Regions from separate parts of the Mus musculus genome. Here all the other regions are linked to region 2. Evidence: chromatin contacts called from ENCODE POLR2A ChIA-PET data. All regions are on one chromosome and are shown on one strand. Each heading gives the region's core, a stretch centred on a gene start or an enhancer-like site at or near the end of the contact. The rest is flanking DNA. Distances are from core to core; before and after follow the strand shown.

Region 1 (4,776 bases), core at 893-3,392, 170 kb before region 2:
CCTAAAACTCCTGGCAATCCTCTTGTCTCAGCTTTCCAAGTGCTGGGACTACAAGTATGCACCAATGATGCCTGACTGAGGCCCAGCTCTCTCGGGCTCCTACCAGTTTGCAAAGCCAGAACAAGGAGATGGTGTCTCTGGTGGTTAAGTCCTTAGTTGCAGGCTGGGGAGCTGGCAGGAAGCAGGCACAGAAGCGAATGGTTGTTGAATGACTATTTGACTGTCAGAGAGGACTTTGTCTTTTTTTGAGAAAATATGACTTGGGTGTTCTGGAGAGGGCAGGTGATGACAGAACTGTGGCTTCCAGCATTCCCTGTTGGCTGGTGAAGGTGCTGAGGTCACTAGAGACCCAGTGTGCTGAGCCTGAAATCACGGGGTCCTTCTTGCTGAACCAAACTCTCTGGCTTCTGTTTTCTCACTCCTTGCCAGAAATAAATCATGTTCTGAGTGACTGGAGTCATTGCTCACAGCTCCGTGAGCTGGTGTAGGGTGGGGCGAGGGGCAGTGGCCTTGGGGCTCCTGTCATTAAAGACCCAGGCCTTTGGGCTGGGGGGAGGGGAAGGAGTGGCTGGTCCTATCCCTGGGAGGCTGCAGTCATTGGGGGAGAGACAATGGGGCTCTGCATCTGCTCCTCGCTGGGAGAAGGGACCCTCCAGTGAAAAGCCAGGGAGAGCAGGGAAGTGTGGGAGGAATTGATGAGAAGGGGTGGAGCCAAGGAGATGCAGCCCGGAGGAAGGAGGGAAGGGGAAGGAAGAGCGCAGGGAGGGGAGAGGATCCAGGCTTCCCTTCAGCTCGGTGACCTGGTCCGGAGCCACAGCTTCCCTCGCTTTGTCTGGGCCCGCCGAGACCTCACGTTTCTCGCCCAGCTGCAGCCCCAGTCCAAGGGCCAGGCATCCAGCAGGTGCTCAATACTTACTTGGGAAAATAAGAAATGTGGCCAACTTTGCTCTGGGAACTTTTCCCCCGTGTTGTCTCCACTCCTCTGGAGAAGCCGAAGACAGAGCTGGTCTTGGGAGCACGCCCAGGCGCCCCATGAATAATTGACCCTTGGTGGCGACACTGCCCCGCTCTGTCCGCGGGCTCCGTACCCGCCCATGCGTCGGAGTCGAGCGGCGCAGCTCTTGAGTGGCGGGTGTCCGGGAGGTTGGAGGCGGGGTGTCCGGCCTGTCCCAGAGCTGGGAGGAGGCCAGGCTATGCCGAACCCCGGGCCCCGCGGGGAGCCACAAGGGCCCAGACCTCAGCGAACGACCACGCCTCGGCGCCCTCCAGCAGTGCACCCCGGGGTCGAGCCTAGGCCCTGGGCTTGGGGAGGATGCGAGGGACCCCGAACTCCTCTGAACCCCATTCGCACCCGGGTCCCGGTGATAGCAGCCGGGGCCGTTCCCTCGAGTCTGACCGTCCAGGGCTCTGCGAACAGCTGTTTAAAGGCTCTTTACTGTTGAGGGCTCTGCGGCGACGTTTGCTCTAAGTCCCATCTGCCCACTTAAAAAATATATTAAGTGAAGAGCACCCCCAGCTTCCACCCCTGACTGGGGAGGGGGCAGGTTGAGCCCTAACCCGTATTCGGAAGGACTGGCCACTCGGGCTCCCCCGACCCCAACCCCCATTAGCTCTTATTTGGGATAGGGCACCCCAGACTTCCTGGGGGCTGCTCTCTGGAGCCCCCTTTGTGCCTGGCAGGGACAGCCCCCCCATTTCCATGCGAGGTTCTGACGCTCCCTTCTCCCCCGCTTGTTAATCTTTGTTCCCCTTTTCTGCTGAGAGGAGGGGAAAAAAAAGAGGGAGAGGGCGAAAGAAAAGAAGGAAAAAGGCGTGACTCGATTTTCAAACGAAACTCCCACAGCAAACAAAACCCTTTTAGAGAAATAAAGGAGGAAGGAGGAAGAAAAGAGGGAAGGGGAAGAAAAAAAAGAGAAGCCTCCAGGCTTGCAATTCGAGTAGGAGAGTTGCAGCGAGAGAAAGAAAGAAAAGAAGAAAAATCCTCTCTGCGGTAGAAAGAGAAAAAGAAAACTTGGGCCGAGGAGAGGGGGGTGCTGGGGGGGTGGAAGGAAGTGAGAAAACAAAAGAGAGATAAAAGGGCTGCTTTTCTGTCTCTCTTCCTCTGCGAGCAGGCTTAGGAGGAGCTGTTTAGCATCCCTTCACGTCAGCCCTGCCTCATTCCCTTCTTCCAGGGAGGGAGAGAGCGCGAGCGAGAGAGCGAGCGAGCGCGAGAGAGAGCAGGAGGGAGAGAGAGAGGGGGGGAGAAAGAGAGGAGCCGGAGGGAGGGTGGCAGAGCAGGGCGGGCGCGCGTGGAGGCGGCGCGCAGCTGCAACCCGGGCGGTGGGCAGCAGGAGCCCCCGGCCCGCCCGGCCCGGCCAGCCGAGGGCCCCCAGCGCGAGGAGCCGCGCCCGGACCCAGGGTGAGTGTCCCGCGAGCCCGCGGCCCCGCCAGCCCCCGGGCGGCCCGCGGCGGGGTGGCTGGGGGGCGCGGGGGTGGGTCGCTGCGGCCGCGGTCGACCCGCCCCCCGCCTCTCCCCGGGGACGGCGGCGCGCAGGCAAACATGTCGTCTTTTCCTTTCACTTCCACATTCCCTCATGCCGGAGAGCTGGAGCGAGAGAAGGGGAAAGAGAGAGAGATGGCGTCTGGAGGGGGGGAGGAGGAGGGAGGAGAGGGGGAAGGGAAGGAGAGAGGAGAGAGAGAGACAGAGAGAGAGAGAGAGGAGAGAGAGAGAGAGAGAGAGAGAGAGAGAGAGAGAGAGAGAGAGAGAGAGAGAGAGAGAGAGAGAGAGAGAGAGAGAGAGAGAGAGAGAGAGAGAGAGAGAGAGAGAGAGAGAGAGAGAGAGAGAGAGAGAGAGAGAGAGAGAGAGAGAGAGAGAGAGAGAGAGAGGCACAGGCAGAGAAGCAGCAAAATGAAAGGAAAGCGCGGCGGTAGCGTGGGAGGCCGGGGAGGCGGCGGCGGCGGTCTCCGGCCCGCACGTGGGTGTCGCGGCGCTCGGGGATGCTCCCCCCGCACCCGGCCCGGGACTCAAAGTTTCACCCTTCGCCGCCCCGCCCCTGCGGCTGCCCACAAACTTTTTACTCCGGGAGCGGGTGGGGTGGCCGCGCGGCCCGGCCGGCAGGGTGGCTAGGGCTCAGCGCGCAGCTGGCGTGCCGGGCGCCCCTCGAGGGCAGCGGGCGTCACCAGCGCGGGACCCCGGCCCACCTCGGTGGCCCCGTCTCCGACCTGTTGAAGGCGCACCCCCCGGGCCGGGAACCGGTGGGCAGATCCCCACGGCAGATCTCGAGCCTCCCGTGGCTCGGCCTCCCTTCCTCGCCGCCCCCTCTCCCTCTCCTCGCGGTCATTTTCCTAATTGGACGGAGCTGTGGGGCGTGATCGTCGGCGTCAGACGGAGGAGCCCCCCGAATCGGGTGGTCTTCCCTCCACGACTCTCAGACCCCACCGAGCCGGCCTCGGTGCTACCCCCCACCCCTCCGCCCCAGCTGCGGACTTGCTAACTCGTGCGTAGCGGGTTGTTGGTTTTCTTTCTTTTTTTTTTTTTTTTTTCAACTTGCCTTTTAAGATGACTTTTATGGTCCCTGCAACTGCTTCCCTCCAGTCTAAACTGTAGTTTGGGAAGATTTAAGAGGCCAGGGAGGTGCTTGTGTGGGCTTTAACTAATCCAAAACGGTCATTAATGTATCTCTACGCCCTGCGTGATGGTTCCGACCAGGCCGAGCAGTAGTCTGGGTGTGTTTTCACCCGGACACTGCAGAGTTCCTTCACGGTCTTAGCGGCCAGTCTGCCAGTGAGGGGACACTTGACCTGCGGGCCCTGTGCCCTATCTTCGAAGGGCACTCTGAGCACCTTTCTTTCCGTTCACAATGGAAACTCTCCGCCACTGTCCACCTGAAGACTTAACTAGTCCCTGTGGGTACCCCGGAAGCTCACAAAACTCCCCCACAGGTGTGCGGAGGACTTTGTGCTGTTGGGGGTCATCCAGCCAGCTTTGACGCTGCCCTCTCAGCCTTGCCTTTGTACGTGTGTAAGTAAAAAAGCAAAGTTCATTTCTGCCGAAGAGAAGAACTGGTGTATGGGAACAGGAGCGGGGGTGGGGGGTGGCGGAAGGCCCTCCTAGGGACCTTCAAAGATCCGTGGAGCTGGCCTGAGATGGGGGAGCTGGTCGTTACCGGCTTTAGATATAAGTGTATTCTCATCAAAGCTGATGGGCCTGTCTGGTTTTGATTTTGACCATCACCTTTTCACTTGTTTGAAAGCACATTTACCTTGGAGACCTTGGCTTAGTGTTTTTTTTTTTTTTTTTTTTTTTGTCTGCTCTCTCATCCCACAAGTAACCCTGGGCCGGGCACCTGCTGTTCTTGGAGCACAACCTTGAATTGATAACTTCCAGCTCTAGCCACCTTGCAGAGCTGGCTCTGCTGCCAGAGGGCACTGGGTAGAGCTGCTTTCTGTGGGGTAGGGAGAATGGACAATCTGGCCTGGTTTCCCGAGTGACCGTGTGCCAAGAGTTTCAGTGAGTTGGGGTGGGGACAGACTGTCATCTAGAGTGCCTTGGTTGTCTTCTCCGAGCTGTTCTGAGCTGACCCTTGGCCCCATGGTGTACAAGGCATTTGTTTGTACTCAGATCCCTTCTGTCACAACCAGGCATTTTATTTTAGGCTCCCTGTCTAGAGCCAAGGAAACAGACAAGGTCTAGAATACCTTTTGGGTTGGAGGAATGAATAATGGGATCACTAGAGATTTTGATGAACTTCTAGTTTAGATTTGCAGGGTGGTGGAGAGATATTTCTAGCAAGGCTG
Region 2 (4,299 bases), core at 1,306-3,805:
GAAAGGTGTGGGTGTGCGGGCAAAGGATCTGGGAAGGAACACTGGAATGAATCACTTGGGGATGATTTGAGAGCTTCAGCAAGAGCAGAAAGCCCATTTGTTCATTTAGTGGACATTTACTGGGTGCCTCCTGGTTCCAAGCTCTGCCCTGGGGCTGGACATTTAAAAACCTGAGGTAGGCAGGTCTGGTCTGTGCAATCAAGGAGCTCGTGGAAGGGTAGGGAAGAGAGGGATGAGACTCATAAATGAGTGCTTTACTGTGCGTAATGAGTGCCTTAATGGAAATCCGAGCCAAGGGCAGAAGGAGCCCAGGGCAGCAACTCCGGAAATGGGTTGAAAACAGCAGGATCTAGTCTGTGCAGCTTGGGAGTCTGTCTGGAGTTCTGCCAGGCTTGCTGTGGCTACTACCTTTGTCTGAGACAAAGGAATGAATGAGGGAAAGTGTCTAAAGAAAAGTCGTCCAGGATGGGGTGTCTCTGCAAAGAAACATTCTACGAATCCTGATGAATTATGAAGTCCTTGTCTGCAGCAACCTTGGTCCTTTCCGTCAGTTTGACTCATGCTTAAAAGGCAGCAAGTGAACAAGAAATAGTATTAGCTGAATGGAAGGAGGGAGGGGAAGGAGGGAGAAAAGAAAGACAGCTACTTATATCATCAAAAGTGGAGCCAGTTTGCACGTTGAGACAACACCTGGCTGAAATTCTGTTTCCTGGTGTAGTGATCACGTGACTTACGAGCCAACAGATCCCTTGGCCCCAAGTCTTCACCTCCAATACATGTGGCCTTAGGAAGCCCCTGAACTTCTCTGTACAGCTTGTTATCTGTGTAGTGGGATTTCCCTCTGCTGTGAGGGTTAAAAATTATTAAGTGTGAAAAGATCAGCGTAATGCCTCACTTAGAGTCAGTACTGAGGGAAATATTACCTGAATGACTGTCAGGTTTGATTTAGGTAGGGGGGAGGTTGCCAAATACTTCATGTGGAAATTACACAGGTATTCCAAAGGAAGGATGGTTTCTCTTTACCGAATAAGGGCAAATTTTGTAAATTCCTTGCTTCTGAAGATGAGCACATTTTAAAGAAATGGTTATAACTGGGTGTGGTGATACACACCTGTTATTCCAATCTCTTAGAAGGCTGAGGCAGGAGAGTAGTTAGTTTGTGGTCTGCCTGAGTCAAGTTCAAGGCAAGTTTGAGACAGTAAGACCCTGTCTTGCCACCACCAACAACAATAACAAAAAAAGAAAAAGAAAAGAAAAGAAAAGAAGAGAAAGAAAGAAAGAGAAAAAGAAAAAGAAAGAAGGCAAGGTTCATTGTTTTTCCATCCTGAGACAGGGTTTCTCTGTGTAGCCCTGGTGGATCTGGAACTCAAGTTGTGGATCAGGCTGGCCTCAGGCTGGCCTCGAACTCACAGAGATCCACTTGGTGGTGGAAGGCATAGGTCATATACCTAGGCGAGGAACTGGAAGCTCACAGCATCGTGATGGAACTCTCCATCTCCTCTCTCAAGGATTGTGAGAGCCGTGGGGAGCGAGCGACACATAGCCTGCTCCAGGATCCTCCCGCTGAGTCCAAGCCCCAGAGATCCTGATATGCCACATTCACAGGGCTCTATCTGGCAATAGGATCCCTGGGATTTTTCTAGTCTTGCCAGAGGGACCCAGCCAAGCTCGAGGCTTATAACATCTCCCTATGAGTGACCTGATAGCACTTCTTTAGGATGGCAAGTGAGCATGCTTCCATGGTATGGCCACCCTGGCACAACAGGTTGATGTTGGAGTTTCGGGAGACCAGTAGCAACTCATCTTCATCTCCACCACGCCCCCAAGGCTCGCTTGTCCCTGCTTCTCTTGGTTCAGTATGGCAGCCAACGCTGTGTGCGGGAGGTGTGTCAGCCAGGATGATTTAAGACGACAGAAACTTTGGAGCTAAAGAGCTCCTCTTCTGTGGGAAGGAAGAGGGAACTGAGGAGCCTCAAGTCTCTGGGAAGGAAGCTTGGTTTTCTGGGGACTGAGGCATGGCGCTGGCCTTCATAAGAGGTCTGGGGGTCAGAGTAAAGTGGATCTAGAGGGAAGAATTTGATGGCAAATTGGAAGAGAGGTTTTTATTTTTCAATCTTTACTCTTTTGAGATAGGGTCTTGCTAAGTAGTTCTGGCTGGCCTGGAACTCAATCTGTGACCTAGGCTGGCCTTGGGATTTACAGGTATCCTCCTGCCTCAGCCCCTCAAGGACCACAAGCATGAGCCTGTGTCTGGCTCTTTGACTTGAGATCTTGAGTTGAGAACATGGTTTCCTAAGCTGGACTGGAGGCTGAGCCTCTGCTAGGTCCTTAACCTTCTGACCCCATCCCCACCTGGCCTAGGATCCCGCCTTCCCGCCTGAGTAGCTGCAGCTATCTGAGAGCGATCTGTCAGTTTCAGGGGTCACCCCTGTCCCCCTGACTGGGCAGGCCTATAGTCACAGACAGCACCTCCTGAACTCCTGTAGGGAGCACAGGAGTGACAGTGGCAATTTCATGTTTCACCCTGTCTGGGCAGGGACAGGCTGAGCCCTGCTGGTTGCACCACAGCCCTGTAGAGTGGGGGGATCCCCTCCCAGGGAGTGGCCAGCTCAGGTCCTAACAGGCCCAGTGGGGGCGGCGCTGTGTGGTGGGCTGCTTGCCACAGTAGGCACGCCCAGGGCTTGGGCTGGGCGGGCTGGTTCCTTCTCTTCAGGAGAGTTGCAGCCTCAGCACCACGTATGCAGGAGGCAGCTGAACCTGAGGGAGGACTAGGAAGGGGCTTGCTTCTCCAAGGGCTTCTAAGATGTCAAGGCCATGGGGTTCCTTTCAGATGGAGAGTCTATACCAGCCTGGGACATGGGGCGTTCACTCTGCACAGTGTGCTGTCTTTATAGGTGCTATCTTGTCATGTTCCCTAACCATGTCATAAAGGACTATATATAGTATTACTATCACAGGAGAAGCAGCTAACTATGGTCCACTTAGGACCCGTATATAATGGGTAGTGATGCATTCTTCTCTATTGTATGCTCCGCCACTGAATTCTACCTTTTTACGGGGCACATATTCTGGGTAGGGAGTGGGGAGCACAGCAAAGGGCCTGTAGGGAGAAGCTGGTTTGGGAAGAAATGGGGCAGTTGTCAGACCCCATGGAAAGCTTTCTGAGAGAGCTGAAGACAGTGTTGATTCTGACCCTGGATGGGTGCCCTCTACTGCAGAGGGTGCTGCCTTTCCCAAGGAAGTGCCCAGCTCTCAGGCCTGGCAATCATTGGAAGATTTAAAAGCACACACGGACTGTGTCTGCTGCTGTGACTTCCTCATGTAAATGTACTGCTGCTGCAGCCCAAGTTGCTGCCTGGCCCCTGGGGAGGAGACATAGCCTCGTGCCTAACCGGGGCAGGGTGGGGAACCGCAGCTGCAGGTTGGCATAAGAAGAGGGCTCGGGGCTACGAGGGGATGGTGGCAGGGGGCCAGGGCCTAGACAGCTGGGCCACAGCCAGTTCACATCTGAGAGACCTTGCTAGGCAGCCTGCCAGTCTGTACGCGGTGGTGGGGGAAGGGGTGGGAGGAGCCTGAATGTTGCCCAAGGAAGGGTGGGCGGGACCTTTGGGTTCAAGCTCCACTGGGCTTGGCAGGAGGCTCCTCCCCCGCATGGCCACAAACAAAGCTACAACTCCAGAGTAACTGTGGGAGTCCAGCGCCTAGCTCCCCTGGGTGGGAGTCAGAGGGGGCAGACCTGGCAAGAGCCCTTTGGCAGGTTTCCTGCATGCCCAAGGACATCTTACTGCGTGCACCTGGGCAGAGGCTGAGGGGCGAGTGTGGACTGTGATAGGCTGGCTGTGAGGCAGCGAGAGGGGAGGCTCAGGCAGATGTGTTCGCTCTTTTTCTGGTTTCAGTCTTTCTTGCCATAATTTCCTCTTTCTTCTCTTGAGGCTTTCTACTACTGTTCTGTCAGTGTGTGTTTCTTCCACTTGGTTCTTCAGTCCTGGTCTGCTCCCCTACTCCCTCGTTTTTTACCTCCCATGCTAACAGGTATAAAATACAAGCTTCTAGCGGGACACAGTGGCACACCCTACATTCCCAGCACTGAGAAGGCGGAGGCAGAAGATCTAGAGTACAAGGCCAGTGTGGGTTATATAGCAAGTTTTAGGCCACCTTGGCCTATGTAAGTGAGACTATCAAAAACCAAAGAGCTTAAATAAAGCAAAATGCATAGATCTTAAGATCATAAAGCTCAGTACAGGGGCCTGGTGAGATGGCTCAGCGGTTAAGAGCGCCAACTGCTCTTCCGAAGGTCCT
Region 3 (4,424 bases), core at 1,833-4,332, 130 kb after region 2:
TAAGTCAAACTTGTATTCAAGGCAAGAAAAAAAATTTTTTTTAAGATTTATTATTTGGGGTTGGGGGGTGGGGTGGGGCTGGAGAGACATCTCAGCGGTTAAGAGCACTGACTGTTCTTCCAGAGGTCCTGAGTTCAATTCCCAGCAACCACATGGTGGCTCACAATCAATATGCAATGGGATCCAATGCCCTCTTCTGGTGTCTGAAGACAGTTACAGTGTACTCAAACACATAAAACAAATAAATAGCTTTTTTTTTAAAATGGTTTTAAAAAAAGAAGTGGTTAAAAAAAAAAGGATTTATTATTTTGGACTGGAGAGACGACTCAGTGGTTAAGAACATTGGCTGCTCTTCCAGAGGACCCAGGTTCAATTCCCAGCACCCACAAAGCAGCTCACAGCTGTCTCTAAGTCCCGTTCCAGGGCATCCTACACCCATACACAGACACACATGCAGGCAAAAAAGCATGCACAGAAAATAAAATAATAAAATAAAAGATTTATTTTACAATATGTGTAGAGATGTTTTTCCTGCATGTCTGTCTGTGCACCATGTTTGTGTCTGGTGTTACTAAAGGGCAGAAGAGGGCATCAGACCCTCTGGTACTGGAGTGTGAGCCATCATGTGGGTGCTAGACCTGAACCCAGGTCTTCCGCAAGAACAGCAGTGCCCTTCACCACTAAGCTTCCCCACACCCTTTTAATGTGAGGCAGGGTCTCTCTACACAAGCCCTTGCTGTCCTGGAACTCACTATGTAGAACAGGCTGGCTTCAAACTCACAAAGATCGCCCCATCGCTGCCTTCTGATTGTGGAGATCAAAGGCATGTGCCAGTACTTCTCTAGCTGGCCTGGTGTCTAGATCTTTATCTCCCTGTCCCTTGTAAGACTATTTTGAAAATGTTGCACACACACACACCAGTAAACCCTGTGTTTTCTCAAAGTCCAATGACCAGTGACCCTTTTCTCTTTCCTCCTTAATTTCCATGGACTAAGTCTTACACGACTACCCAATTTGGGGCATGGTATTCCTTATTTTATTATTTTATTTTCTGTGCATGCTTTTTTGCCTGCATGTGTGTCTGTGTATGGGTTTAGGATGCCCTGGAACGGGACTTAGAGACAGCTGTGAGCTACTTTGTGGGTGCAGGTCTTTGTTGTACACTTATCCTGCTCCCATTGGTTGGGGTGTTCAGCTGTAGCAGAGGATGTGCACTGTTCAATATTCATATCTTTTTTTTTCTTTTTGTTTTTTTTTGTTGTTTTTTTTTCTTTTTGTTTTTTTTTTTTCTTTCTTCTCTTTCTTGTTCAATATTCATATCTTAACTTGTCTACCAGGATTAGTTACCCACACACATGTTTCTTTCTGCAAAATAGGATGTCAGTTCTCAGGGAGGTCTTGAGAATTTAAACTCTACTTGGCCCCTACTCAAAATGGAAGTCTTTTTTTGTTTGTTTGTTTCAAGACAGGGTTTCTCTATATAGCCCTAGCTGTCCTGGAACTCACTTTGTAGACCAGGCTGGCCTCAAACTCTAAAATCCTCTGCCGCCCAACTGCTGGGATTAAAGGCGTGCACCACCACTGCCCAGCCAAAATGAAAGTCTTATTCCAAATAGTTCCTTATATTGGCTCAGGTGACTCTCTTACCTTGGGGCCCATCCCAGGGGCAGCTTACACTATAAAAGCTTATACACAGGTGCAGAAAGTGCTGCAGGGTGGTTGTTTCGGGTCCAAGGGTAACTATACAAAGTCGTTCTACTGACTTCTATCGTGATTGGTTTCAAGGGCACAGAACATAACTATATAATCAATCTTAGCATTAGAAAGTTCCTTAGGAACAGCACAAACATGAGAAAGTTTCTTTATAATGGCAGGCTGTCCAGGTAACGGTTACCTAGGCCTTAACCTTCCATCTAGGCCTTAACAGTGGTCTCTTTCTTTGCAACCCAGAACTTATTTCTATTACCACAAGGGAACTGTGAGGCATGTACGTGGGAGATCAGATACAACACTAGGATCTGAGGCCCACAGCTCCAGTCTCTTAGCCTTGAGAACTTTAACCCCGAGTCTCCATTCAAATTGACTCCATTTTTCTCTAGACTCCCAATCACACAGCAAGTGTGGAGCTGAGCCGTGTCCTATGGATTTATAAGCCTCGTCCCAACAAGAAGAATAAACACCTGGGACCTAGGTGGGCGTGCCTGTGCACCTGGATCCTATTGCACAACTTCAGTTTTACAAGGCGAGTGGGGACAGCACTGCTTGTATCTACCTAGCAGAACTGTTTGCAATAAATACAAATCAAAATTTAAGTGTAAACAGTCCTAGCTTAGTTTACACAGTAGAATTTAACGACGAAAATGACCATTGGCTCTTACCGGGTTTCAGAGGCATTTGGACAATTTCCACTGGACCTTACTCGGTCGTTTATTCAAGAAGTCTTTGCTGCGCCTTTCCTTTGACTTAATGTGATGACTATGGGTCCCAGGGAGCTCAGGCTGAAATTGGGAGACAGTCGCGCGGTTCAAAATGCAACGCCACTTCACTCGAATGGATCAGAATTTTACAGACACTCTCGAGCCTCTTAAGTCAGATCTGAGACTACAGCTCCTGGATCCCCAACCAAAGGAATCTTTCATCTTCCCATTAGCCTGTACCCTCAACTCATCAGGAAAGCCCTTTAAGCAGGAAACCTTGAAAGTGAGCAGCGCATAGTAATGTATGGCTCGGGGAACAGATGGCCGGCGGAGTAAAGCACTTTTTAAGGGCCTCCGCGCCAAGCAACGCGGTCATTCGGTGCGCCAGCTTTTCGGAGCCAATCGCAGGCACGAGCGGTGACGTCACCACTGGGGCGCGCCTGACCGGCACACATGCGCCGGGTTACCTGCCACCAGGCAGTAGGCTGAAGTCTCCTGTGCGCGCCAACAGCAGTGGACGCGGTTGGAACCACTGAATGAATGGATACTCTTGACGATCCGAGGGAAACGGCGGGCGAAGACCAAGCCCTGACACCCTCCATTCCCTTTGAACAAGGAAGGAGGTCGTTCACTACTGAACAAGCGCAGGACTGAGGGCCAAACAGGAAGCTGTAGTACTAGTGCCTTCACTGATTGGCCCAGGCTCTGTCACTTACTTGTACTGAGCCAATGAGTGCCAAGCCTGGACTCCAGCCTCTAAGAAACCGGTGTTCCTAGCCATATAGGGAATCTATTTGAGTCCTGTTTCTCCTTCAACCTGGCAGAGTTACAGAAAAATGTATTTTCCCCGAGGGAAGCGCACACTGACCCCAAATTCCAAACACAGACTGGGTAGAGATCACAGAAAACTCACAATATCATGACAAATGTATCCAAGGACCAGCATAAAAAAACGACACTGAAAAAAAAAAAAAAAAAAAAAGCTGGGCAGTGGTGGCGCACGCCTTTAATCCCAGCATTCGGGAGGCACAGGCAGGCGGATTTCTGAGTTCGAGGCCAGCCTGGTCTACAAAGTGAGCTCCAGGACAGCCAGGGCTATACAGAGAAACCCTGTCTCGAAAAAAAACCAAAAAAAAAAAAAAAAAGAAAGAAAGAAAAAGAAAAAACCAACCAAACAAACAAACAAAAAAAAAAAAAAAAAAAAAGACACTGAAATTTGATCAGCTTCCTAAGCTTTAGGCTAACTCACCAGGATTTAGAAAGAAACCAGCGTGGGTGTTGGCACTTGTAATTCCTACAACTCTTAACGGTTGAGAAAGGATTATCAGTTTGAAGCCAGCCTGTCCTACCCATATTAAGGCCTTGTCTACAAAGGTTCTCCATGGGCCCACTGGCTTCCTTCTGTTACAGCAACAGCGCTCTACAGCACACTTTGCTGATGTCCAGCTGTTGCTCCTGAGTGTCCCACCCTCAGCAGCCCCGCCTACAACAACAAACAGATGCTTTAGTTCCACAGAATTTATTAGCGGGGTGAGCCTGCTGGCAGGCTCTGATGATGCTCCCAGCATGTGAGGATGCTGTTGTGTCCTTCCTTCTTGATGCCCATAATCCTCAGGCTTGAATGGGATGTACGTCCCCCAGCCTCAGCTCTCTACAGTACAGACAGGGCCCTCCTGAGTGCTGGCAGGGCAGGGCTGTATGCTGTGTGTCCTGAGAACACCAAAGTGCAACTGTGGCAGCTGTGGAGGCGAGGCAAGTATCGAGCATCCCAGTGCTGACTCAGAGCTGTGAAGGGTGACAGATGCGTGAGCTGTGGGCCCCGGGCCGATCGTCACTCTCCGTCCTGGTTGGGTTGGATGAGTCTATATTCCACTGCTTTCTCCAGGCAGGCTGCGGCAGCCCTGGTGACTGGGCTCTCCTCGCCCTTGGCCAACACTGACAGGATCTCCAGGACCTCACTCTCCATCAGGGTGCCGGCGATCTCCTTCGAAGACTGCATCATGTTCA

The links. ChIA-PET counts read pairs that join two places held with the same protein, here RNA polymerase II (POLR2A).
Region 1: POLR2A ChIA-PET joins it to region 2 with 10 read pairs in embryonic stem cell. The contact joins the promoter of Zfp710 here to the enhancer-like site in region 2. POLR2A ChIA-PET finds 5 or more read pairs at or near these places in 3 of 5 experiments (Patski and embryonic stem cell).
Region 3: POLR2A ChIA-PET joins it to region 2 with 12 read pairs in embryonic stem cell. The contact joins the promoter of Rccd1 here to the enhancer-like site in region 2. POLR2A ChIA-PET finds 5 or more read pairs at or near these places in 3 of 5 experiments (Patski and embryonic stem cell).

Annotation. Positions count from the first base shown.
Region 1 is chr7:80,024,086-80,028,861 of GRCm38, forward strand. It overlaps Zfp710 (zinc finger protein 710), which reads left to right and starts at 2,143. Exons shown (of 5, transcript NM_175433.5): 1 at 2,143-2,398.
Region 2 is chr7:80,189,021-80,193,319 of GRCm38, forward strand. It overlaps a transcript of Sema4b not described here. Among named protein-coding and RNA genes, the nearest start is that of Sema4b, 7.4 kb to the right of the region's middle. Within about 2 kb of position 2,556, at least 1 of the 3 ENCODE cell types and tissues checked has a DNase peak (open chromatin) inside an H3K27ac peak, as active enhancers do.
Region 3 is chr7:80,321,372-80,325,795 of GRCm38, forward strand. Rccd1 (RCC1 domain containing 1) reads right to left here and starts at 3,083. Exons shown (of 9, transcript NM_173445.4): 1 at 2,379-3,083. Unc45a (unc-45 myosin chaperone A) reads right to left here. Exons shown (of 20, transcript NM_133952.2): 20 at 3,921-4,424. The coding sequence ends at 4,249.